Regions from separate parts of the Homo sapiens genome. Here regions 1 and 3 are each linked to region 2. The links are chromatin loops, found by intact Hi-C in ENCODE. Cell type or tissue: Calu3. All regions are shown on one strand.

Evidence for each region. A loop is a pair of places that touch in the nucleus more often than their neighbours do. Peaks named below come from ENCODE experiments on the same cell type or tissue, not always from the same donor. Only the 100,000 strongest peaks of a DNase experiment are listed, where the experiment ranks them.
Region 1: it touches region 2 in a loop (4-fold over the local background); 12 of 110 quality-filtered maps call a loop at or near these places.
Region 3: a loop joins it to region 2, with 12 times the contacts of the local background. A loop is called at or near these places in 3 of 110 quality-filtered maps.

The regions. Positions count from the first base shown.
Region 1 is chr14:69,803,534-69,811,533 of GRCh38, forward strand. It overlaps LOC124900353 (small nucleolar RNA SNORA11), which reads right to left and starts at 798; the gene lies at 670-798. In Calu3, no CTCF peak of the experiment used is centred here; no DNase peak of the experiment used is centred here.
Region 2 is chr14:69,726,465-69,734,464 of GRCh38, forward strand. No RefSeq gene overlaps it. Among named protein-coding and RNA genes, the nearest start is that of SRSF5, 37 kb to the right of the region's middle. In Calu3, a CTCF peak has its summit at 654 (motif pointing left); DNase peaks (open chromatin) are centred at 667 and 4,977.
Region 3 is chr14:70,313,896-70,321,895 of GRCh38, forward strand. LOC101928046 (a long non-coding RNA gene) reads left to right here. Exons shown (of 7, transcript XR_007064236.1): 6 at 423-523; 7 at 1,231-1,336. Among named protein-coding and RNA genes, the nearest start is that of COX16, 42 kb to the right of the region's middle. In Calu3, a CTCF peak has its summit at 4,100; a DNase peak (open chromatin) is centred at 4,156.

The sequences.
Region 1 (8,000 bases), 77 kb after region 2:
TAACTTGCCCACTCAATAATGAGTGACACATAGCATCAAATTAAATCCACTATAAGGTGAAGGAGGAAAAAAGAGTGTCAAACATTTCCAACAATTGAAGAATACTTACCAGAAAAAATTGACATAGAGCAGCTGAAAAAAGCATTAGGCAATTGAATTTTAAAAAGTGAATGCAGTAATTGCTTCTATGAAGAAAGACCACAAAACAGAAATACATTAACAGATTTTTTTTTTAATTACCATTTTGCAACCCCTAATATAGCAATTGGTTTAGGTAGGGATCATCAATAGATGTGAAAACCCTTGAGTAAAAGGCAATTGGGGAATAATATATTCATGGTGATAAAGTATCACCACATGGAGTAATTATAGAGGGAAGATATGTACCTTTACATTGGAGAAACCTAGCAGTTACCCATTTTAACCAAGTGGTCAAACTTGGAATTACTGATATCAAGACAGCCTAAACTCATGTGCCTCCTGATGGAATGCAATATGAAATTCACAACATCATTACAGGCAAAATGTTTAATCTGAATTTTATCAAGTCTTTGGACCTAGCTGGCAATTTATCAGAAATACAAATGCTAGATAAACAAATGAAATATAAAGAAACAACCTGACAAATCTAGTCTATGGGATATTTTATAAAACAACTGGCATGGATTCTCTTTTTTTTTTTTCACATGTAGGGAGGACACAAGTTTTGTGCCCCTTGTCACAATGACCCCAGATTCCTGTTTGGTGTATTGTAAACAGAGGAGCCACTCTTCAACCTCCCTGCCCTAAGCAAACCCTGGCATATACTCTTAAAGAAGTAAATGTCATAACAAAAGTTGGAGATCTAGTCTAGATTAAAAGAGAATAAAGGCTGGGCGCAGTGGCTCATGCCTGTAATCCCAGCACTTTGGGAGGCCGAGGCTGATGGATCATGAGGTCAAGAGATTGAGACCATCCTGGCCAACATAGTGAAACCTCATATCTACTAAAAATACAAAAATTAGCTGGACGTTCTGGCATGCACCTGTAGTCCCAGCTACTTGGGAGGCTGAGGCAGGAGAATTGCTTGAACCCGGGAGGTGGAGGTTGAAGTAAGCTGAGATCTCTTCACTGCACTCCAGCCTGGTGACAGAGCCAGACTCCATCTCCAAAAAAAAAAAAAAAAAAAAAAAAGAGAATAAAGAGACATAACAAGCAAATGCAATGTATAATTGGATACTGGGTTGGAATAGTATTTAAAAACATTTTTTGAGGTAATTGGGGAAATTTGAGTATAGATTATATATTAGATGATATTATAAAGTTATTGTTAAATTAGTATGGTTGCTATGGTCTGACTGCTTGTGCCCCCCTAAGATTCATATGTTGAAACCTAATCACCAATGTGATGGGAGGTGGGGTTGTTGGGAGGTGATTAGGTCATGGGGGCAGAGCTCTCATGAATGGGTTTTGTGGCCTTATAAAAAAGGACCCATAGAGCTGCCTTGCCCCCTCCACCATCTAAGGGCACAGCAAGAAGGTACCATCTGTGAACCAGAAAGTAGGCCTTCGACAGACACTGAATCGTGGGTGTCTTGATTTTGGACTTCCCAGCCTCTGGAACTGTGAGAAATAATTTTCTGTTGTTTACAAGCTACCCTGTCTATGGTAATTTATTCTAGCAATTCAAATGGTCTAAGATAGGGGTTATATAGTGGAATGTTTTTATTTTAGGAGGTGCAGACTAAAGTTTTTGTGGTTGAAGTGTTCTGATGTCTACAATCTATTTAAAAATGATTTGGAAAAATGCATGTATGTATTGTTTGTGAGTATAGAGACAGTGAAAGCACATAGAGCAAAATAATAATAATTGGTGAATCTATATGAAGTATATGATATATGGCTGCTCATTGTATTATTCTTTCAACATGTCTGTAGCTCTGCAAGTTTTCCAAATGAAAAGTTGAAAGGAAAAAGAACATAGGGATGAGATTGTGAGATAACAGAATGAGATGAAGCATGGGTGGGCAGAACTCAGATCAAAGTATCAGAGAAATAAGGATGAAATGGAAGGGGTGCAAATAATAGGCAATTAAAAAAACCACAGCAAGGGACAAAAATATAATTTTCTGAAATAGAGACATTAATTTATATTATGTATCAGAGAAAATTAATGCAGGAGAGCCAACCTAGAGATGTGTCCTAGTAAAGTTATTAAACTTCAAAGATAACTAAGCAAAATGATCAAGTCACTGAGGGGCGGGGGAAGCAGGCTTGTTTCCGAGTTCCGTGCAGCAATATTCAATGTCAGAAGAAAGTCATGCAATACTTAAAAAAGATGTCCAAGGGAAAAAAAAGTGTTACACATGGAGTTCAAATCCAGCCAAATTATCCTTCAACCATAAAGACTACAGATATCCTCGATCATAAAATAATTCAGGGGATGTCGATTCTTTGAATCTTTCTTGAAGAAACAATCAGAGGATGGATGCCAGCCAACAAAGAGATAACTGAGGACATTATAGAAAAAAGACTGGAGGCAACTTTGAATATATGTAATGTAGACTAAAGCAAAAATAATTCCACACTTTAGAGTAATTGAAAATAATGTAAAAATGACATGTCCTGACAATGTATAAATACATGCACTGAACAAATACTCGTGGAGGAAGGGGGAAAGTAGGTGAGAGGTAGATTAAGGTAACTGATTGTTACATCTGTAATAAGTGGGAGTCAAAAAATATTACTCAAGACTGACAAACCAAGTAATAGAAGCATACACATTTTTAATAGTACAAAATGAAACTCAGAGAAAGATGTTCTCTTTGGTAGGAGAGAGGAGGAAGAGAGGAAGAGGAAATGTGCTTTTTTTTTCATTGTTCCTAGGCACTAATAGACATTTCTTGAATAATAGAAAACTAGAGGTATTTTTTAAAAGTTTTATTATAAAAGTAACAGAGCAAAAATGAAAACCTATTGAAATTTGAAAATAATTATTCACAGCAACAAAGACAACAGACTACATAGTGAATGTTTTTAAAAAACTAAACAAAAATAGAACATAATGTTACTATGTTAGAACTAACGCTAATTTATTTGACATATGAATAGATGTTGAAATAGGCTTAACTCACCTATTAAAATAAACAATATTTCAGAGTATTCTTAGGCAACACCCACCTTCATGCTGAGCTCAAGCAAGTGAGCACCTACAATAAGTGTTTTCAGAAAGGTTGAAAATAGGCCAGGTGCAGTGGCTCATGCCTGTAATCCCAGCACTTTGGGAGGCCGAGGTGAGTGGATCACTTGAGGTCAGGAGTTTGAGACCAGCCTGGGCAATATGGTGAAACCCCATCTCTACTAAAAATAAAAAAATTTTCCAGGCATGGTGACACATGCTTGTAATCCCAGCTACTCAGGAGGCTTCGAAGCAGAAGAATTGCTTGAACCCGGGAGGCAGAGGTTGCAGTGAGCTGGGATTGCGCCATTGCACTCCAGCCTGGGTGACAGAGCGAGACTTCATCTTAAAAAAAAAAAAAAGGTTGAAAATAAAAGTACATACAAAGATAGGTGAGGCAAATGCAAAACAAAACAAAAGACAAACAAAAGAAAGCCCAGGTCATAATTTTAATATCACACTAGATGGAGATGAAGAAAGTCACTTTAAGGTGGGGTGCTGTGGCTCATGCTCGTAATCCCAGTGCTTTGGAAGGCTGATGTGAGAGGGTCACTCCAGCCCAGGAGTTCAAGACCCACCTAGGTAACATAGACCCTGTCTCTACAAAACATTAAAAAAAAAAATTAGCCAGGAGTAGTGTTGCATAACTGTAGTCCCAGCTATTCAGGAGGCTGAGCTGGGAGGATCACTTGAGCCAGGGAGGCTGAGGCTGCAGTGAGCAGTGATAGAGCTACTATACTCTAGCCTGGGTGATAGAGCCAGACTCTGCCTCAAAAAAAAAAAAAAAAAAAAGAAAGAAAGTCACTTTATAATACTTAAGGATGGAATCCACAATGAATACAACAGTTCTGAATATCTATGTACCAAATAGCAAAGCACAACATTCATAAAGCTAAAATTATAAGAGATACAGGGGGTAAAAACAGACAAACAAATGGTAGGAAACTTTAATTCACCCATCACAGTCAATGATGGATCAACTGAAAAAAAATAATTAGGATATAGAAAAAACCTAAATATCATATTTAGAAAAGCAGATACAGGTTTACAATATCTTTTCCAAAACTCTCTATAGTTTTTCAAAGTGTGGAAAGCTGATATAGTACATATACTGAATATTATGTAATATCTTAATTGGGGTTCATAATGAAACACATTGATATTTTCTGCAGTGAACCATATGATGCGGGAAGCAAAAACCATAACTAGTCTTACATCAGTTTAGAACAGAGTTTGCTGTCAAAAGGAGTTACAAAAAAAAGTTTAGAAATCAGAACATTTTGGATTTAGGATATTTCAGAGTTGGGAAGGTGACTCTGTGTTGGGCTCCACATAAGGAAAAATTTCAACCTAGAACTGTCTAAAAAAGAAATGAAGTCCCTTGGAAGTGCCTGCCACTGGGGCTCAGGTGGGTGGGAGACATTCAAGCAGAGATGACCATTTTTTCAGGCGACTCAAGTACCAAGTAGAGAGTTGGACAAGGAGACTACCAAGTTATTTTCTCACCTGGGATTCTAGGGTTAGACTAGCTGGAAAGTGGTGGGTTAGAGAAGGGGGATGAGCAGAATGGGTTCATACAATCCTATGCGTTGTCTCTTAGGTATCTGTCAAAATTAAAGCAAAATGGTACTGATCCAGTGTTCCAGCATGTGGTTGGGAAATGCGTATACAAGCTACTAACTCAGTGAAGATGGCAGACAAGTTGCTTTTTACAAGCTCTTAGAGGATGGATCCCATTCCAAAGTAGGCGTAAAATATGCTGAAAAGTGGCTGGGCGCGGTGGCTCATGCCTGTAATCTCAGAAATTTGGGAGGCTGAGGAGGGTGGATCACCTGAGGTCAGGAGTTCGAGACCAGCCTGGTCAACATAGTGAAACCATGTCTCTACTAAAAATACAAAAATTAGCTGGGTGTGGTGGCACATGCCTGTAATCCCAACTACTCGGGAGGCTGAGGCAGAAGAATCACTTGAACCTGGGAGGCGGAGGTTGTAGTGAGCTGAGATTATGTTATTGCCCTTCAGCCTGGGCAACAAGAACAAAACCCCGTCTCAAAAAAAAAAAAAAAAGTGCTGAAAGGTAGGGTAGCAAGTGGGGCTTTGAAGGGACAGCAAGCTTGTCCCCTCACTTCCTATGGCTGAAGCAGCAATATCACTCAGTGAGTACTTCTGAACTCTCTCTGTGCCATCAAGCACATTTGTAAATTTCTGAATTTGGTGCTGCATAGCTGGGGGCCACAGCAGGTTTAGGCGGTCAGTGAATACTGACAATAGAGAGCTTGGCCCATTTCTGAGAGCTGATAGGTCAGGTGGATGCTGGCGAGAAAAGGCAGTGGCAAGTGGAGGGCATTAGGCCTTTCTTGGGCCATAATTGGCTGATTTGATGATTATGAGCGAGGACTGGGGAATGGGGAAGGTCATTGCTGCTGGCTGCCGCTACCTGCCACGTGTCAGTGATGTTTTCTGGGTGCATGGGTTTCCTGACCCTTGTTGGGTTGCTTTACTGCTTTTTAAAACTTCCAAAGGACTCACCCTGCCTTCTTGGGAACAACTATCAGTGTTTGATGACTTTTGCTGAGGGAGCTCTTTCAATTATCTTCCTGGAATCACGCCAGTTGTGATTACTGCCACACTCTCTATGGTTCCACCACTCAGCCTGGAAAATGGTGAGGCTGGTGGAGTGGAGGTCAGCTACCCTCTGAAGCACTTCTTTCCCCCTTGCAACTTTAAGCAAACATTCCATGGCCAGAAGGGAGCAAAGTCTGTAGGAGGGCAGAGAGCAGCAGGACTCACCCGGTCAGAAGTCCTTTAAAACATTGATTTCTCTTCAGCTTGAACAAAACAATATGAGTTGCATTATGGAGGAGGCAGAAAATGAAGATAAGCACAAAAAAGAAAACAAAAATCTCACCACGCAGAGATAAGTGCTATTCATGGTTTAGTCTGACTGTTTACAACTGGGTTCCTAGATGTCCTGGGGTTCTATGGAGGTGCTTCTAAGACGCCTTAAATACTTAGAATTTAACCAAAGAATGGCCGGGTGCAGTGGCTCATGCCTGTAATCTCAGCACTTTGGGAGGCCGAAGCAGGTGGATCACCTGAGGCCAGAAGTTCGAGACCAGCCTAGCCAACATGGTGAAACTCCATTTCTACTGTAAATACAAAAAAAAAAAAAAAAAAAAAAAGGCCAGGCGCGGTGGCTCATGCCTGTAATCCCAGCACTTTGGGAGGCCGAGGCAGGTGGATCACGAAATCAGGAAATCGAGACCATCCTGGCTAACATGGTGAAACCCCATCTCTACCAAAAAAAAAAAAAAAAAAAAAAAAGCCGGGCCTAGTGGCCAGTGCCTGCAGTCCCAGCTACTCAGGAGGCTGAGGCAGGAGAATGGCATGAACCCGGGAGGCGGAGGTTGCAGTGAGCCGAGATCGCGCCACTGCACTCCAGCCTGCGTGATAGAGTGAGACTCCATTAAAAAAAAAAAATTAATCAAAGTAGAAAATATTTTGACCACATAAAAATGGCAATAACCAAAAAAATAACAGCAACCTTGGGGCAAACAGCAGTCTTATGGAGACCACCAGCATGTGATCGTGTGTGTCTCTGCCAGCCTCAGCCCAGCTCCTCCTGCTGTCCCTGGGTGGTTATTTGCACTTGTCATGAATGTGCCTTGGTTGGAAGGCTGGAGCCCTGCAGACCCACAGGTCTATCAGAGGGCTCAGGGCCTTACCTTCTGTATGTTCACCTCATGAGGAAATCGTGGGGTGTGTAAGAAGTGAATTTGTAACACATCGTGGTGTGATTCCATTGTATTATGGATCACTTTAGCACCTGTCTTTTATTTTTATTATTGAGGTATGGTAAATACCTCTTAATAGAAATACATTTCAGTAAGTGGCAGGATACAGAATGCTGAGTACTAACCTTCCCCACCCCAAGCCCACAATATCCTGTAACCTGTGGCCCCTCAGCTACCTGGCTGGGAAGTTCCCTCATGCCTTTAGAGGAGGATTTCAGAAATGTGGAGAGAAGGAAGCATGAGGATACTCAGCTTTTTCATTGAAACTGAAAGCAGAGGAAAGTACTGATAGCTTTCAAGACCAGAATCTAGGCCAGGTGTGGTGGCTCATGCCTGCAATCCCAGCACTTTGGGAGGCCAAGGCAGGAGGACTGCTTGAGATCAGGAGTTTGAAATTAGCCTGGGCAACATAAGGAGACCCCATCTTTACAAAACAATGAAGAATTAGCTGGGCTTGGTGGCGTGTGCCTATTGTTCCAGCTACTTGGGAGGCTGAGGCAGGAGGATCCCTTGAACCCAGGAGGTGGGGGCTACAGTGAGCCATGATGGCACCACTACACTCCATCCTTGGCAACAGAGTGAGACTCTGTCTCAAAACAACAACAACAACAACAACAAAAACAAAGACCAGAATCTAAACAGTTGTCTAAACAGCAAAAGAAGAGCTGGGTTGGGGAAGGGAAGAGAATCAGAGGGAAAGCTGGAGAGAAACAAAGTTCCTGCACCCTGACCTACTATCCCACCCAAGGTCACAATCCTGGGTTGGAGACAGTCACCAGAATAAATGTGGGGACTCTGAGGCCAGAGAAGACCTGTGCTCCTTCCCAAGCATGGCCTGGGGAAGTTGGCTGAGATCCTGGAGTACCCTGTCTGGTCAGCTGTCATTGTGTCTGACGACTGCTGGATGGAGCATTGGGGCAGAGAGGCCACAAGTTGGCAAAGTCCTCCTCCTTGAGACTCCCGTGGCTCAATAGGTACAGGGAGCCAAAGGCCCGTGGGACGTGACCAACTCAGCATTCCACTGAGTCTATATGATCAAACAGCAAACT
Region 2 (8,000 bases):
GTTGCAGGCCTAGTTTTTCATTCCTGGGATGGAGTATGGAGGCTGCGGTGGGAGGATCACCTGAGCCCAGGAGATCGAGGCTGCAGAGAGCAGTGTTTGCGCCACTGCACTCCAGCCTAGGCGCCAGAGTGACACCCTGTCTCAAAACAAGCAAACAAAAAACCAAAACAAAACTAATGATGCAAAATTTTAAAATTGAAAAAAAAAGAAGAAAATACAGGGTCCACGAAGAGGAGTGGATCCACCCCGTCTTCTTTCCCTGCTGCCATGCCCTTTGGCAGGCAGCCGTCCCCACGCCCGGAAAGCCCCAGCTTCGGCTCAGCCCACAGCACAAGGGCATATCCTTCTGCCTGCGCAGGCCAGGGTGCTCGACGCCCTCGCGGTCCGCCTGCGCGCCCCCACGCAGGCTCAGCAGCGCCCGGGCCTGCAGCAGAGGCCGGAGGAAGCGCCACGGGCGGCTCAGACCTGAGGCCGCAAGGGCGCGCCGGGCGGGCAGGGCGGAGGGTCCGATTTCCTCCCTCTGAACGGAAAAAAAGCCACTTTCCCTGGGAAGAACTCGAAGAAGTTGGATGTCTGATCTTCACCTTGGATTTGTGGTCTCGGCCCGCGGGCGACTCACCCCACCCACCAGGATCCCACGAAGCCGGGCCGGCTCAGCCCGCTGGCGCCATCTAGTGTCGAATGAGGAGGCGGCCCTCTGCGGCTGGAGGGGACGCTTGGGCGTGTGGTGAGTTAGCTTCCAGGTTATGCAAAGCGGGGGTCAGCGGAGAGTCGGGGGTGTGACAGCCAGGGCCTCCAGCGGGTAGGGGATGCGACCTAGGAGTCTATGAGAAACTGACTCCTGCTTGGACTCTGTATTCTGTTTCCTAGAGCTGCCGTAACAAATTACCACTAACTGGGTGGCTTAAGGCAGCAGAGGTGTCTTCTCTCACAGTTCTGGAGGCCAGAAGTCTGAAATCAAGGCGTGGGCAGGGCCGTGCCCCCTCCGCAGGCTCTAGAGAGAGTCTTTCCTGGCCTCTTTCTAGCTTTTGGCGGCTGCCCGCACTTCTTGTTGTGCGTTTGCTTACAGATGCCTCACTCCAGTCTCTGTCTTCCTGTACGTCCAGGCCCACATCTCCCTCCTATAAGAACACGGGTTATAGGATTAGAGCCCACCCAATCCAGTAGGATTCATCTTAACCTGATCACATCCTATTTCCACATAAGATCACATTCACAGGAACCAGAGGTTAGGACACCCTCCAAAGAATCTTTCCGCTCAACAGATGTCCTTCGAGCACCTGTAAGGCGCCAGGCTGGTGCTGAGGGCTGGGCACATGGAGCTGCTCTGTCCTTGAGGTTCTCACGACTGGCACTAATAGTGTCATTACCGATCTCTGTCCCCCTTCAACCTTGACTCCTCAGTGCCTAGCAGGGCCGGCCCAGAGGCCCTGTATTTCATTGAATTAGGAAGGAAGGATGGAGGAAGGGCAGGAGAGAGGAAAGAAGGGCTGCAGGAATGATGCAGGGAGACCACGCAGCGGGGAAGGGGGTGCAGAGCAGTTGGCTAGTGCTTTACAGAGCAAGTGCTGTTGGAGCTGGGTCTTGAACCAATAGTAGTTTGGTTGCCAGGCAGAAGAGATGGGCCAGGGGGAGAGGCCTTCTAGGCAGAGCTAACAGGTGGGCAATGCCCAGTTGTGAGTGGGGCCGTGAGGTTGGGGAGTTTGGGAGCCAGGTGTGGTTGGAAGGGAGGGTGTGGGGGAAAGGTGCTGTCAAATGGTCCAGACCTGGAGACTGTGGCTCTATGGTGAAGGGCTTCGAGAGCCATTCTCTTGGTTTGAAGTATCTTGTAGGTGGGCAACCGAGAAGGTTTTAAAGCATGTGCTAGGTGTCATAATTACCAGGGGTGGAGACGGTGCAACAGGCAGAGACCCATGAAACAGAGGTCCATAGAATATCCTACCTTATAAATAAAAATTATTATTATTTTTTGAGACAGTGTAGAACTGTGATCTGATCTGATACGTTCTGTCCTTTAATATCTGAGTTAAATATGTTATTGGCTCCCAATCCAGACCCCAAGAGAGGATTCTTGGATCTCCCGCAAGAAAGAATTCAGGGCCTGTCCACAGAGTAAAGTGAAAGCAAGTTTATGAAGAACGTAAAGGAATAAAAGAACGACTACTGTATAGACAGAGCAGTGGCATGGGCTGCTCGACTGAGTATATTTATAGTTATTTCTTGATTATATGCCAAACAAGGGGTGGATTATTCATTAGATTTCCAGGAAAGGGGTGGGAATTCCTGGAACTGAGGGTTCCTCTTCCTTTTACACCATATAGGGTAACTTCTGGACATTGCCATCGCATTTGTAAATGGTCATGGTGTTAGTGGGAGTGTCTTTTAACAAGGCAATGCATTATAATTAATGTATAATGAGCAATGAGGATGACCAGAGGTCACCTTCGTCATCATCTTGGTTTTGGTGGGTTTTATCCGGCTTCTTCTTCTTCTTTTTTTTTTTTTTGAGATGGAGTTTCGCTCTTGTTGCCCAGGCTGGAGTGCAATGGCCCAATCTCGGCTCACTGCAACCTCTGCCTCCCGGGTTCAAGCGATTCTCCTGCCTCAGCCTCCTGAGTAGCTGGTTTAGCTGGCTTCTTTACTGCATCCTGTCTTATCAGTGTGGTTTTTGTGACCTATATCTTGTGACCTCCTGTCTCATCCTGTGACTTAGAATGCCTAACCATCTGGGGATGCAGTCCAGTAGGTCTCAGCCTTATTTTACCCAGCCCCTATTCAAGATGGAGTCATTCTGGTTTGAACGCCTCTGACAAATATGTTTATCTTTCTTATAGTTATGAATACATTTGGATCTACCATTTTATTTTGTATGAGCTCTTTATTTTCTTCTTTTTACTTTTTCCTATCTTCTTTTGGATTAAAAATGTTATCAATTTTCTACAATTTCTATTTTTCCATTGGACGAAATCCGTAAGATTGTATTTTGATTCTTTTGGAAGTCAATGTTGGGACTCAGAAACTGGTATCCCAATGGTTCTTTGACATGCTGGACTAAAGAAGCAGGCTCATGATCTCTTTGACCTTCCCCCAACTCCTGTTTCTGAATTCTTTGTTTCTCTCAAAGCACAGAATGAGGCTATTTTCTGAAGTTTCCAGGTGCTTGGGAGTTGATAAAGTTTAAGAAAAAATTTTTAATGAAGTTCTCTTATCTACCTAGAAACCAGACCCCGAAATAGGACCACAATTGCCTTCCGTCCTCTCCCTGAAATCTCATTATCTCAGAAAAGCAAGACTGAAGAATGTAACCACACCTGGATGAACTTTTTCCCAAGACATTTATTTATTTAATTTATTTTTTGAGACAAGGTCTCACTCTGTCACCCAGGCTGGAGTAAAGTGGCCAAACATGGCTCATGCAGCCTCAACCTCCCAGGCTCAAGTGAGCCTCCTGCCTCAGCTTCCTGAGTAGCTGGGAATATAAGAGTGTGCCACCATGCCTAATTTTTGATATTTCTTGGAGACGGCGTCTCCCCATGTTGCCCAGGCTATTCTTGAACTCCTGGACTCACGCAATCCTCTCACCTCAACCTCCCAAAGTGCTGGGATTACAGGCTTGAGCCACTACGCCCAGCTTTTTTCACAAGATGATGTCTGCCTCTTGTGCGCATCCAAATTCCAAAGAGAATTATTTACAAGTTAATTTCTGTTTTCCAGGTCCATTCATTTCCCCTGAAAATCATTTATTCTTACACTCCGCACTTCCCTCTCCCTAATGAAGAGGGTATTTAAGTGTCAGTCCTTTGGCCCTGTACTTGAGTTTTCATATTTGTAGACTCCCATGCATGTGTTTTCTGTTGTTATTCTGTGTTTCATTATAGGAGTGTCTCCTGTGATTCTTTTTTTTTTTTTTTTTTTTTGAGACTGAGTTTCACTCTTGTTGCTCAGGCTGGAGTGCAATGGCGCGATCTCGGCTCACTGCAACCTCCGCCTCCCTGGTTCAAGTGATTCTCCTGCCTCAGCCTCCCAAGTAGCTGGGATTACAGGCATGCGCCACCATGCCCGGCTAATTTTGTATTTTTAGTAGAGACGAGGTTTCTCCATGTTGGTCAGGCTGGTCTCCAACTCCCATCTTCAGGTGATCCACCCGCCTCAGCCTCCCAAAGTGCTGGGATTACAGGCATGAGCCACTGCGCCCGGCCTTCTGTGATTCTTTATAATGAGGAGAAAAGAAATCATCCCCTTTCCGCCCCTACATCACCCAGCTTTTTCTTAAAAAAATTGAAGTTATTCATTATTTCTCTCCTCCTCCAAAATTTATAGGCATTGGCCTGTCTGTCCTGAAATTTTAAAAAATTTGACTTTTGTTATAAATTTCTAATTATATTGCATTATTATCAAATAATATAGTCTGAATAATAAGGATCCTTTGGAATTTGTAAAGGCTTCCATTATAGCTTACCAAATTGTTTTAAATGTTGAATATCTCAAAAAGAATGCATATTCTTTATCCCCAAGTATAAAGTGCTATATAGAGCTAATAGCTCAATCTTATTAAGTATATTGCCCCTATTTTTAACACCTCTGCTTGACCATAGAAGAGTCTGGTAATATTTCAAACTACAATTGTTGACTTACCTATTTCTCCCTGAAGTTTGTCAGTTGTTGCTTGCCCTATGCTCCTATCATAAACATGTGCCAAATGGATTTTTCATGTCTTTCTTTCGTTTTCATGCCAAGCTCTGTTCTTATTTGCTCCATTTGAATGGTTTGATGCTCAGGCACATGGTCCTCTTCCAAATTAAAATCAAAATGCTGGTGAAGGTTAGAAACAGATTTGGGTTCATAAAATGGTCAGGCACTGAAAAGGGATCTGGTAGTGAAGGACGGCCCTTGTTTCAGAATACGGGGAGAGCTTTCTGACATCTGTGGCCTCGTCCACTCACTGGAGTAGATAAAAACTGCAGATACTGCAACTCTTTCACCAGGTGGTGCAGTAAGCACACAGTTTGGAGTTCAGTCTACCCAACTACCTGGACAAGAACACAAGATTCCAGTAAGAAAAAGAAGGAATGGGGGGTTTTCAATGAAAGATGAGAGGTCCATAGCCAATACCCTGTGTGTGTGTGTGTGTGTGTGTGTGTGTGTGTGTGTGTGTGTGTGTACCAGGACCAGAACCTTATAACAGCAGAATGTGAGATCTGAACTGGATCCTCTGACTTGCTTGTTTTTTTCTTTCTTTTTTTTTTTTTTTTAAGACAGAGTCTCCCTCTGTTGCCCAGGCTGGAGTGCCATGGTGCAATCTTGGCTCACCGTAACCTCTGCCTCCTGGGTTCAAGCAATTCTTCTGCCTCAGCCTCCCGAGTACCTGGGATTACAGGTGCCCGCCACCACGCCCAGCTAATTTTTTGTATTTTTAGTAGAGACAGAGTTTCACCACATTGGCCAGGTTGGTCTTGAACTCCCGACCTCGTGATCTGGCCGCCTTGGCCTCCCAAAGTGCTGGGATTACTGGCGTGAGCCACCGCGTCCAGCCTGACTTGCTTGTTTTTACAGAGATAATCAATCCAGAGTGATGAAACAGACAAATGCTTTGGTCCATCCATCCATCCATCTATCCATCCATCCACCCATCCATCCATCCATCCACCCATCCATCCATCCATCCATCCATCCATCCATCCATCCATCCACCCATCCATCCATCCATCCATCCACCCATCCATCCATCCATCCATCCAGTATTTACTGAATGTCACCAAGGACTTGCCAAGGTCACATTGCTGTTTAGTAGCAGAAGTTAGTTGAGAACTAGATCACCTAGAGAGAAAATGCAAAATCTTAGAATATCTCCAGATTTTATTATTTACTTTTGGAAAGAGATTTTGGCATTCATTTAAATATCAATACATTTAATATTTTATTTTATTTATATTTATTTATTTATTTTAATTTTTATTTATTTTGTGAGACAGAGTCTTGCTCTGTCTCCCAGGCTGGAGTGCAATGGTGCGATCTTGGCTCACTGCAACCTCCGTCTCCTGGGTTCAAGTGATTCTCCTACCTCAGCCTCCTGAGTAGCTGAGATTACAGGAACCTGCCACCATGCCTGGCTAATTTTTGTATTTTTAGTAGAGACGGGGTTTCACCATGTTGGCCAGGCGGGTCTTGAACTCCTGACTTTAGGTGATCGCACACCTCAGCCTCCTAAAGTGCTCAGATTACAGGCATGAACCACCATGCCTGGCTTATTTTATTTCATTTTTTGAGATGGAGTCTCACTTTGTTGCCCAGGCTGGAGTGCAGTGGTGTGATCTTGGCTCACTGCAACCTCCACCTCAAGTGATTCTCCTGCCTCAGCCTTCTGAGTAGCTGGGATTACAGGCATGCACCACCATGCCCCACTAATTTTTGTATTTTTAGTAGAGACAGCGTTTCACCATGTTGGCCAGGCTGGTCCTGAACTCCTGACCTTGAGTGATCCAGCTGCCTCAAGCTCCCAAAGTGCTGGGATTACAGGCATAAGCCACAGTGCCCAGCCCTGTTTAATATTTTAGAAATTAACGGCAGCCAAAACAAATAAGAAAGCATACTGGGGTGTGTGGAGAGGGAAGGGGTGTGATGGGGGCGGGACTGGAAGCCCTTGGATCCTACTCGTTCTCCAAGGAAGCAGCTAACAGGTAGCACCTAAAGAGGCACAAACAAACAGATGTAGTGTGTGCAACTCAATTGGCTCCTGCATTAGGGGGAAAAGCAATTCTTGAAGGCATTTTTTGGGAAATTTGAATATGACAATAGGGGAAATTTGAATATGCATATGATATGATGGGATGTTAAAGAATCGTTGTTAATTTTCTTGCGTGTGATAATGGTGTTGTGGTTATGTAGGAGAGTGTCTTTATATTTGGGAGACACACGCTAAAGTGTTGAGGGGTGAAGTGTCATGATAATGCGACTGACTGTTAAACTGTTTAGCCAAACACACACGTGCACGCACACATACATACACAGTCATTAAAGCTAACGTGCCAAATGGGTAACAATTGCTGAATCTAAGTGGAGCGTGTTTATTGTACTGTTCTTTCAGCTCTTCAGGGTGTTGGGAAATGTTCATAGTTGAAAGCTGGATGGAGGCATGCAGCTCTTAGGAGATCCATACATACAGGTCCAGTTGAGAACCGTGTGCTGGGTATTTACAGGGGGTGACACTCCCTGAAGGTTAGAGAGAGGTGGCCTCTGACCCCTTCCTGCGTACAGGTGTGAGAGGCAGAGCACCTCACTGTAGTCTGGATCTGCCCACAATGCCCTGTGGGCACTGGGTAGATAAGAGGGGAGGGCAACAGGTTTCTCTTAGGAAAGGAACTGAAGGGGCCAGTCTGAAAAAGTGATCTCTAGAGTGTGACTTGCACATAGTAGATGCTTAATAAATCTGCCAGTATTGTCTCAACAGATGCTTATGGATTTTATTGACATTAGATGGTAAAACTGGAAACATAAGTGCCTGTTTATTAGTCTCTTCTACTACACCGGTGGATTCCTTTGAGGAGTTGGTCTGACAGTCCCCTGAGAAGAGGCAGTGGCTGGCTGTCAGTGCTGTCTTGGAAACCCCTTTCTCCCTTAGTTGCCTAGAAAAACCTCCATAAGGGGCAGTGCATCTCAACTGACCCCACTCTACCCTGGGATGAGGATGGCCAAAGCAGGTGGCCAGGGGAGCATGAAGGACCAAGAAGTGCTTGGTATACAGTAGGCACTCAGTGGCTATCCCCTGGGTGGTAACCAATCATTTGCTGAGTCCCTATTATGTGCCGGGCATGGTAGTCCTTTGCATCCTCCTCATGAACCTCATTATTCTGGTTTTACGAACATGTGAGAAGAAAGGGAACCAAGGATGGTAGGAAGTTCCTCCTGGAGCTGCAGAAAGAGAAAGAGGCAGAGAGAGGGCAAGGGCACAGGGGAAGGGGCAGCGGTTTGGGGAGCGAGTCAGACCAGCCTTCCTCGCAGCA
Region 3 (8,000 bases), 590 kb after region 2:
CTTGGGTATGTCTTTATCAGCAGCATGAAAATGGATGAATACAACACCTGTTGTTAGATTCTAGTCTTGTCTAATGTTTTTCAATTTTTATTATTTTCTACAGTTTGGACTGAATTCTAATTTTTCTTGGCTACAAGCCTGCAAAATAATGTTTTCCATTTTTTCCTTCTTTTTTTCCCCCATTTTTCCTAATTTGGAACCACCAAAAACTAAGCTGTGCTTTTGTAAAGCCCTGTGAACTGAAGCTAGACAACTAAACTTCAGAAGAAAGTAACAGCAACCTGTTTACATACATAAGCCACTTTCATACCTGCCTACTGATATATGGACTTCATAGTAATGTGGCCTATATTGATTTCCCAGGATTGTTCTTTAGTTTGATGTTGCTTTTCTCCCTTCCTCCCCCTATTTTCTCTTCATAGAATATAAGACTTCACAACCTGCTGAAAATGAGCTTTCCTAATAACTCGGGACCTACCTGTCTAGGAATAAACCATCCTAAACATGAAAGATCAGAGAAAATGTGAGACCAGAGACTCATTTTCTTCTAAAGTCCTTTCTCCAAAAGATTTTTAAAAAGATAAAGGGGGAAATTTGAAAGGAAAATAAATCTTGGGGCCCCCAAATCACTAAGCTAAAGGGAAAAGTCAAGCTGGGAACTGCTTAGGGCCAACCTGCCTCCCATTCTATTCAAAGTCACCCCTCTGCTCACTGAGATAAATGCATATCTGGTTGCCTTCTTTGGAAAGGCTAATCAGAAACTCAGAAGAAATGCAACCATCTGTCCCTTATCTGCCTATGACCTGGAAGCCCCCTCCCCACTTTGAGTCCTCCCGCCTTTGCTTTGAGTTGTCCCGCCTTTCCAGACCGAGCCAATGTTTATCTTCTATATGTTGATTGATGTCTCATGTCTCCCTAGAATTTATAAAACCAAACTGTGCTCTGATCACCTTTGACACATGTCTTCAGGACCTCCTGAGGCTGTGTCATGGGCATGCATCCTCAATCTTGGCAAAATAAACTTTCTAAATTAGCTGAGACCTGTCTCAGATTTTTGGGGTTCACAAGCATGTTATCCGTTAAGTGATAAGATCATAGAGAACTTAAGTGAACCCATTCTGCATACAAAATTCAGTGCATATTATGGCGAGTGGGAGTATCTGAACTTGTAGTTCATCTGGTTTTTACTTTACAAAGATAAGACTAACTCCGGTTAATTCCCATGTCTAGAGAAACACAATATAATTTGGCTCCGCACCTGAGATGCTCTCCAGCCATGATGGTAGAGTTCCTCATTCTAGGGATTATGGACCCAGGCCAAGCCTGCTCCTTGATACTGAAAGTAAGCAGCAGAATCTGCCTAGCAATCCTTAGGGAACCTGTCAAGTGTCTGGAACCTAATACCCAAAAGAGAAGGGCCATTTTATGCTGGCCCTCCTCTTCCAGTCCTGTTTTCTATCTGATGCAGCAGCGCTGGAGCTTTGTGGCAGATGTATTCCTAAGTGGTGGAGGGTGGTCCAGGGAGGGAAGTATGAAATGCAGTTTAAGTAACCAGCTTCTTTGGCGGAGGTTGGGGAGATATTTTCTATAGCAGATAAGAGAAGAATAAATGGTTACAGGATTTCAATACTTTGTTACTGGATATGGACTGGTATATGAAATGAAATAAATGTCCAGACAGGTGCTAAGAATTTAAATAGTTCACTTGTTATACCAAGATTATTTCACGAGATACACGCAATTCAAAACTGAATCCTGCATCTCTCTTCCAAGTTCTCAGTCCAGAGAATGAACTTTTGTGAACAGAGGAAAGGGAGAAATGAAGCTTGGGATTGGGAATAGATGTGTTAGAGGCTAAGAGGTGGAAATGTTGGCGTTCTACCCACTACAGGGACCCACCACCCAAAGAGCACACCATCGCAAGATAAGATGACTTTCCTGTGAAATCCATTCCCCCCTTGAGGTCTGTGGCCTGACATAGATCTGGGACAATCTGGGAGATACACTCTAGTTACTTAATGTTAAGGAACATTAGGGAAATGGAGCCCAAGAAAGTTAAGTCTAATCCTGGGATCATAGACTGGACTCTCAGCACACATGAAGCTTTCAGACATCACTTATAAATAGATACTCCCTTCCCTCACTCAGGCTTCATACCCAGTGGAAAAAATGTGCTCCTGATATCTGTATGTCCCTGACTTGTCTGCTTTTGTTGGGTCTTGAGTCATGGGTAATATTAGGCATATAGCCACTCCCTTTCTCTGCGTTCACACAGGCCCATCCATTCATTCAATAAATATTTTCTTAGCATGTACCTGCCAAGCATGGTTATAAATGCCAGAGATATTGTATCTCTTCTCAGGGCCTCGTATTCTCAGCCACATTCACAAATAGAGACATACAGACTTTATTGGAAAAAAAATTAACTGGCTCCTACACAACACTTTAAACTGAGGTGAACAAGACTGTCTTCACCTGGTAGTCAGGGTAACTGGGTTTCAGCCCAGAATCTTCCACCAACCAGCTATGGGACCTCAGGCAAGTCACCTCTCTTTTCAGGCCTCATCTTCGTCTTCTGTAAAGTGAGACCCTTGGTCTAGGATGGGTGATCTCTACGTTTCTTTCTCAATTTCACATTTTGTAACTCTCTCATTCTTTAATAAATATAGGCCCTGTATCTGTTGTAGGAAAAGCTGAGATTATTTTCTGGGGGAAATTGATAACAAACCTAGATTTTTTTTCCTAGTGAACTGTAGGGACTAGTGTATTTTCTGAGCCACATCAGGAACTGTGTCCTGAGCCCAAGAAATGGTATAGTACAGGCCTCTCGGACCTTCACATACCCAAACTTCAGAGAAAGCTCACATTACAAGCAATTAATATAGCATAGCAAAGGAAGAGAAGAGAGGTGACAACTGTAGTGGCTTCTTGCCCCGCCTTGATGAGATGGGAAGGGGAATCTAGCAGGTGGGGCAGACAAGGCTGCCCTTGGGGCAGTTTGTGCTTCACAGTGTTGTGAAGTCCAAGAAAGAGGGTTTTGTCAAGATTCTTTTTTCTGTGTGTTTAAACAGAGTTATACTACAATTGAATTAGTGTTCTCACCCAGACCCCCTGCCATAAAAATCATCAAACAAGCCTGGAAGAATGTTACTGCAGGGACTTTGCCAGCAGAGTGCTAGGATTTCTGGAAGCTGGGTATCTTCTCACACACAGTGGCCAGCATTGGCTTTGGAGTTTCTTGTTTTCCTAGCACCTGAGGAAAACTTTGATTTGCCCCAGAAAGACTGCCCAGGTCCAGGGCAATGCTATTTGACATCGTATCCTCGGTGCATGGGAGTAAATATGCCCCCTTCAGGTGTGGCACAGACTTGAGACTTATGCTGAGGTCAGGCCTCACAGCTGCCTCCCAAGGCTACTGTCCCAGATGGCCCCTTCCCACACACCGGCCACCATGGAGGGATTAGCATGCACGTGTGTGTGTGTGTGTGTGTGTGTGTATGTTTGTGTCTTTGTGTCAGTATTTCTGTGAAGGAGGCAGTCCAAGGGACCAGCAGGAGGATTTGTAGCTGGTGTGTGTGTGTGTGTGTGTATGTTTGTGTTTTGTGTCAGTATGTCTGTGAAGCAGGCAGTCCAAGGGACCAGCAGGAGGATTTGATTATTACTGCCTAGAGACATCTGACGCAGGGGAGCCCTGGTTTCTTGTGGTTGATATACCTGGGCAAGGAAAAGGGAGCTGAGAAGCAATCAGAGAAAGTTGAGCAAAAAGGATGAAGGCAGGAGGAAATAGCTGAAAGAAGACAGAAGAGCCCAGCTCAGACACAGGTGATTAGCAGTTCCTCAGGGTTCCTTTGGGAACCCTGAGGGTTCCTGAGCAGTTCCTTTGGGGTCCAGGGTTTGTGAGGCTCTGCTGGACTACAGGCATCAGCCACCCCTGAGGGAGGCAGCTCTGCACAAAGAAGATACAGTAGCTGGAGGAGCCAGTTCATCCAGCCAGGAATCTTCTGGCCTCACAGCATCTAAAGGGAAAATGCAGAGAGAACAAGTCAGGATTCTTGATTATGGGACTCCCTGTGGAGGGCAAGGCCCTAGAAAAAGTTGGACATCATCTAAGAGTTCTGGCTTCAAAACTCAGTATTGTGTGGTCTTTGTGCACCCTCTTGTGGAGTGAGCAGTGACTCCTGAAGGCTTGCCCAGACCAGGATCATTTCCGTTGGGAGTATCATAGACCAAAGTCCATCCTCAAAATCTGGTCTCCACTCTCACAAAAGGAATGCACACAAATGTCATCCAACTGAAAGTCCTATTTCAGAAACCTTTTGTCCACTCTCCTTCTATTATTCTAGTAATGATTACAGTAGGCTAAACATTGTTTAAGTTTCAAAAGGCAGAAAACCAGAAATTTTTTTTAAAAAAACAGTATTATATGAAGCAATGCTTGTAGAACAATCTATCATCTGTAAGCAGACTATTTTCCTTGTACTGATCAATACTACTCCTTTATTACCTATCTTATCTTTCCTGTCTCTCCACTGAGTTCCATGTATACCTCACACAGTCACACAACTGTTGACACAGTCAAAACTGCAGTTCGCAGATGAGGCAACTGGAACTCAAAGAGGTTATGTAATTTGTGTAAGATTACACAGTTTGTAAGTGACAAAGTCCAGAGTCCAATTCAGGGCTACCAGTTTACATGGTTTTCCACTGAACTTCACTGTTTGCAGAAAAGAGATATACAAAAACATTTAGATAGATCCTTCCACCCACACAGAATTTATTGCTACTAATTGAACAGACTACTGAGTAATGTTATTAAAATATTGTTTTAGGTGTGACATTTTGATAAGAACTTTTTTTTTTTTTTGAGACAGTCTTGCTCTGTCACCCAGGCTGGAGTACAGTGGGGAAATCTCGGCTCACCACAGCCTCCGCCTCCCAGGTTCAAGCGATTCTCCTACCTCAGTCTCTATGGTACCCACCACCAAACCGGGCTGTGTGGTTTTGTTTTGTTTTGTTTGTTTGGTGTGTTTTTGGGTTTGTTTGTTTTTGTTTTTGAGACAAAATCTTGTTCTTGTCGCCCAGGCTGGAGTGCAATGGCATGATCTCGGCTCACTGCAACCTCCGCCTCCTGGGTTCAAGCGATTCTCCTGCCTCAGCCTCCCAGGTAGCTGGGATTACGGGCACCCAGCTACCACCACACCCAGCTAATTTTTGCACTTTTAGTAGAGGCAGGGTTTCACCATGTTAGCCAGGTTGGTCTTTGGTCTCGAATTCCTGACCTCAGGCAATCTGCCCGCCTCAGCCTCCGAAAGTGCTGGGATTACAGGTGTGAGCACTAATTTGTATTTTTAGTAGAGACAGGATTTCACTGTATTGGCCAGGCTGGTCTTGAACTCCTGACCACAAGTCATCCACCCGCCTCAGCCTCCCAAAGTGCCAGATTAGAGGTGTGAGCCACCGCATCCAGCCGATAGGGGGATTTCTTGAGTTACTTCTTGTGTGGTACAGTATAAACCATCTCCTCTCTTCCCTATGAAATTATTAGTAAATGTTACATTGATTACTAATACTTTGTATTGAAGTAAATTTTTTTTAGGGTGGGGAACTCAAAGACAGTGGTAGGAAACAACCAATTAACTGCATTGTAAATTTAAATGTTCCCATGGACTTTCAAAAACAAAAGAAATCCACATCTTAAACTGAAATGTTAACACCTTACCAGGATCTTGGAAAGCCCAAGAAAAATACCTTCCACATCAGGTCAGCTCAGCTTTGCTGTTGTGGTAGAGAGAGAGGAGAGGAAGAGAAATGAGGCAGAACATTTCAAAGAAACATTCCCTGCCCTTGTGCTTACAGTCTTACCATATCCTAATGCCATTCCTGTAGGTGTTTACTACCCCACCTTCTGTTGTACAGTTAGAGAAAATGAAGTCCAGAAGGAGGCGACAACTTGGCTACGTCTCCGCAAACTCCCAGTTTCCCAAGTGCCCTGCTTTTTAGGCCCCATTGAATCAAATGATATGCCAACACTCAGTTCTACCCTTTATACTCCATGAAACACCCAGTCCTGGGCTGATGCCTCTTATGAAACTGACCAGTAGGGTTGGAGCACTATTTCTCATTATCTCTACCTCTTTGCTGTAGTATGATTAGGACAGTCAAGCAGCAAACAAGGAAACTCTCAGTGTACTTCCACACTTAGGAGTGAGTGTTTGTTTGTTTGTTTGTTTGTTTGAGATGGAGTCTCGCTCTGTCGCCCAGGCTGGAGTGCAGTGGCACGATCTTGGCTCACTGCAACCTCTGCCTCCTGGGTTCAAGCGATTTTTCTGCCTCAGCCTCCCGAGTAGCTGGGACTACAGGCGCACACCACCACGCCCGGCTAATTTTTGTATTTTTAGTAGAGATGGAGTTTCACCTTATTGGCCAGGCTGGGAGTGACTGTTTTTTTTGTTTTGTTGTTAAAGCCAAACGTCTTTGTAAAATTATCAGACTATCCTTTGCAGGCATCAAATTCTTCAGCTTTAGATTCTTCACCTTCCTTTTGCTTTGTCATATAATGACTTCACTTTCTCTTGACTCATATTAGTCTATAGGTATGTCTTTCTTATAGCAACCCAGCACCACATAAAAGCTGCAATTTCAAAATGAGATAAAAAGATAGTTTGCAAAAAGTGCAAGGTTTTCACATCTGCTGGCATAGCTGCAGTGATGGCTTCACAATTTTTCTTTTTTTCTTTTTCTTTCCTTTTTTTTTTTTTTTTTTTTTACAAAGGCCCTTATGCTGGAGTCATGTATCTTGAAATCGTGGGCAACTGCACTGCAGACCTCAATCTATGGTACCTATCAAGCATTTCAACTTTTTATTATAATGTCATGACTTTTATCTGCTTCTTAGAGTACTTTGAGCATCAATTAGTGGCACTCTATGGGTTCCATGGTGTTATTCAAGGTTTAAGATATTGCAGTAAACATGATGAAAAAATATGTGAGAACTGTGAGACATCACTTTTTACTGCAATGTAAATTTACTGGAGAGGAACTGCTTACGTGGAGATGATTAGTGGCATATATATTCATATTTGCAACATATCCTAAAGACTCTTCAATATTTGTTGTAATTTTGTCTTTATTTCTTATTTGAAACAGTTTTAAGAGTATGTTTTTTTTTTTTATACTTTAAGTTCTGCAGAACGTGCAGGTTTGTTACATAGGTATACACGTGCCATGGTGGTTTGCTGCACCTATCAACCCGTCATCTACATTAGGTATTTCTCCTAATGCTATCCCTTCCCTAGCCCTCCACCCGCCAACAGGCCCCAGTGTGTGATGTTCCCCTCCCTATGTCCATGTGTTCTCATTGCTCAACTCCCACTTATCAGTGAGAGCATGCAGTGGTTTTCTGTTCTTGTGTTAGTTGCTGAGTATGATGGTTTCCAGCTCCATCCATGTCCCTGCAAAGGACACGAACTCATCCTTTTTTATGGCTGCATAGTATTCCATGGTGTATATGTGCCACATTTTCTTTATCCAGTCTATCATTGATGGGCATTTGGGTTGGTTCCAAGTCTATTGCTATTGTGAACAGTGCCACAATAAATACATGTATGCATGTGTCTTTATAGTAGAATGATTTATAATCCTTTGGGTATATACCCAATAATGGGATTACTGGGTCAAATGGTATTTCTGGTTCTAGATCCTTGAGGAATCATCACACTGTCTTCCACAATGGTTGAACTAATTTATACTCCCACCAACAGTGTAAAAGTGTTCCTATTTCTCCACATCCTCTCCACCATCTGTAGTTTCCTGACTTTTTAATGATCGTGATTCTAACTGGTGTGAGATGGCGTCTCATTGTGGTTTTGATTTGCATTTCTCTAATGAGCAGTGATGATGAGCTTTTTTTCATGTTTGTTGGCTGGATAAATGTCTTCTTTTGAGAAGTGTCTGTTCATATCCTTTGCCCACTTTTTGATGGGGTTGTTTTTTTCTTGTAA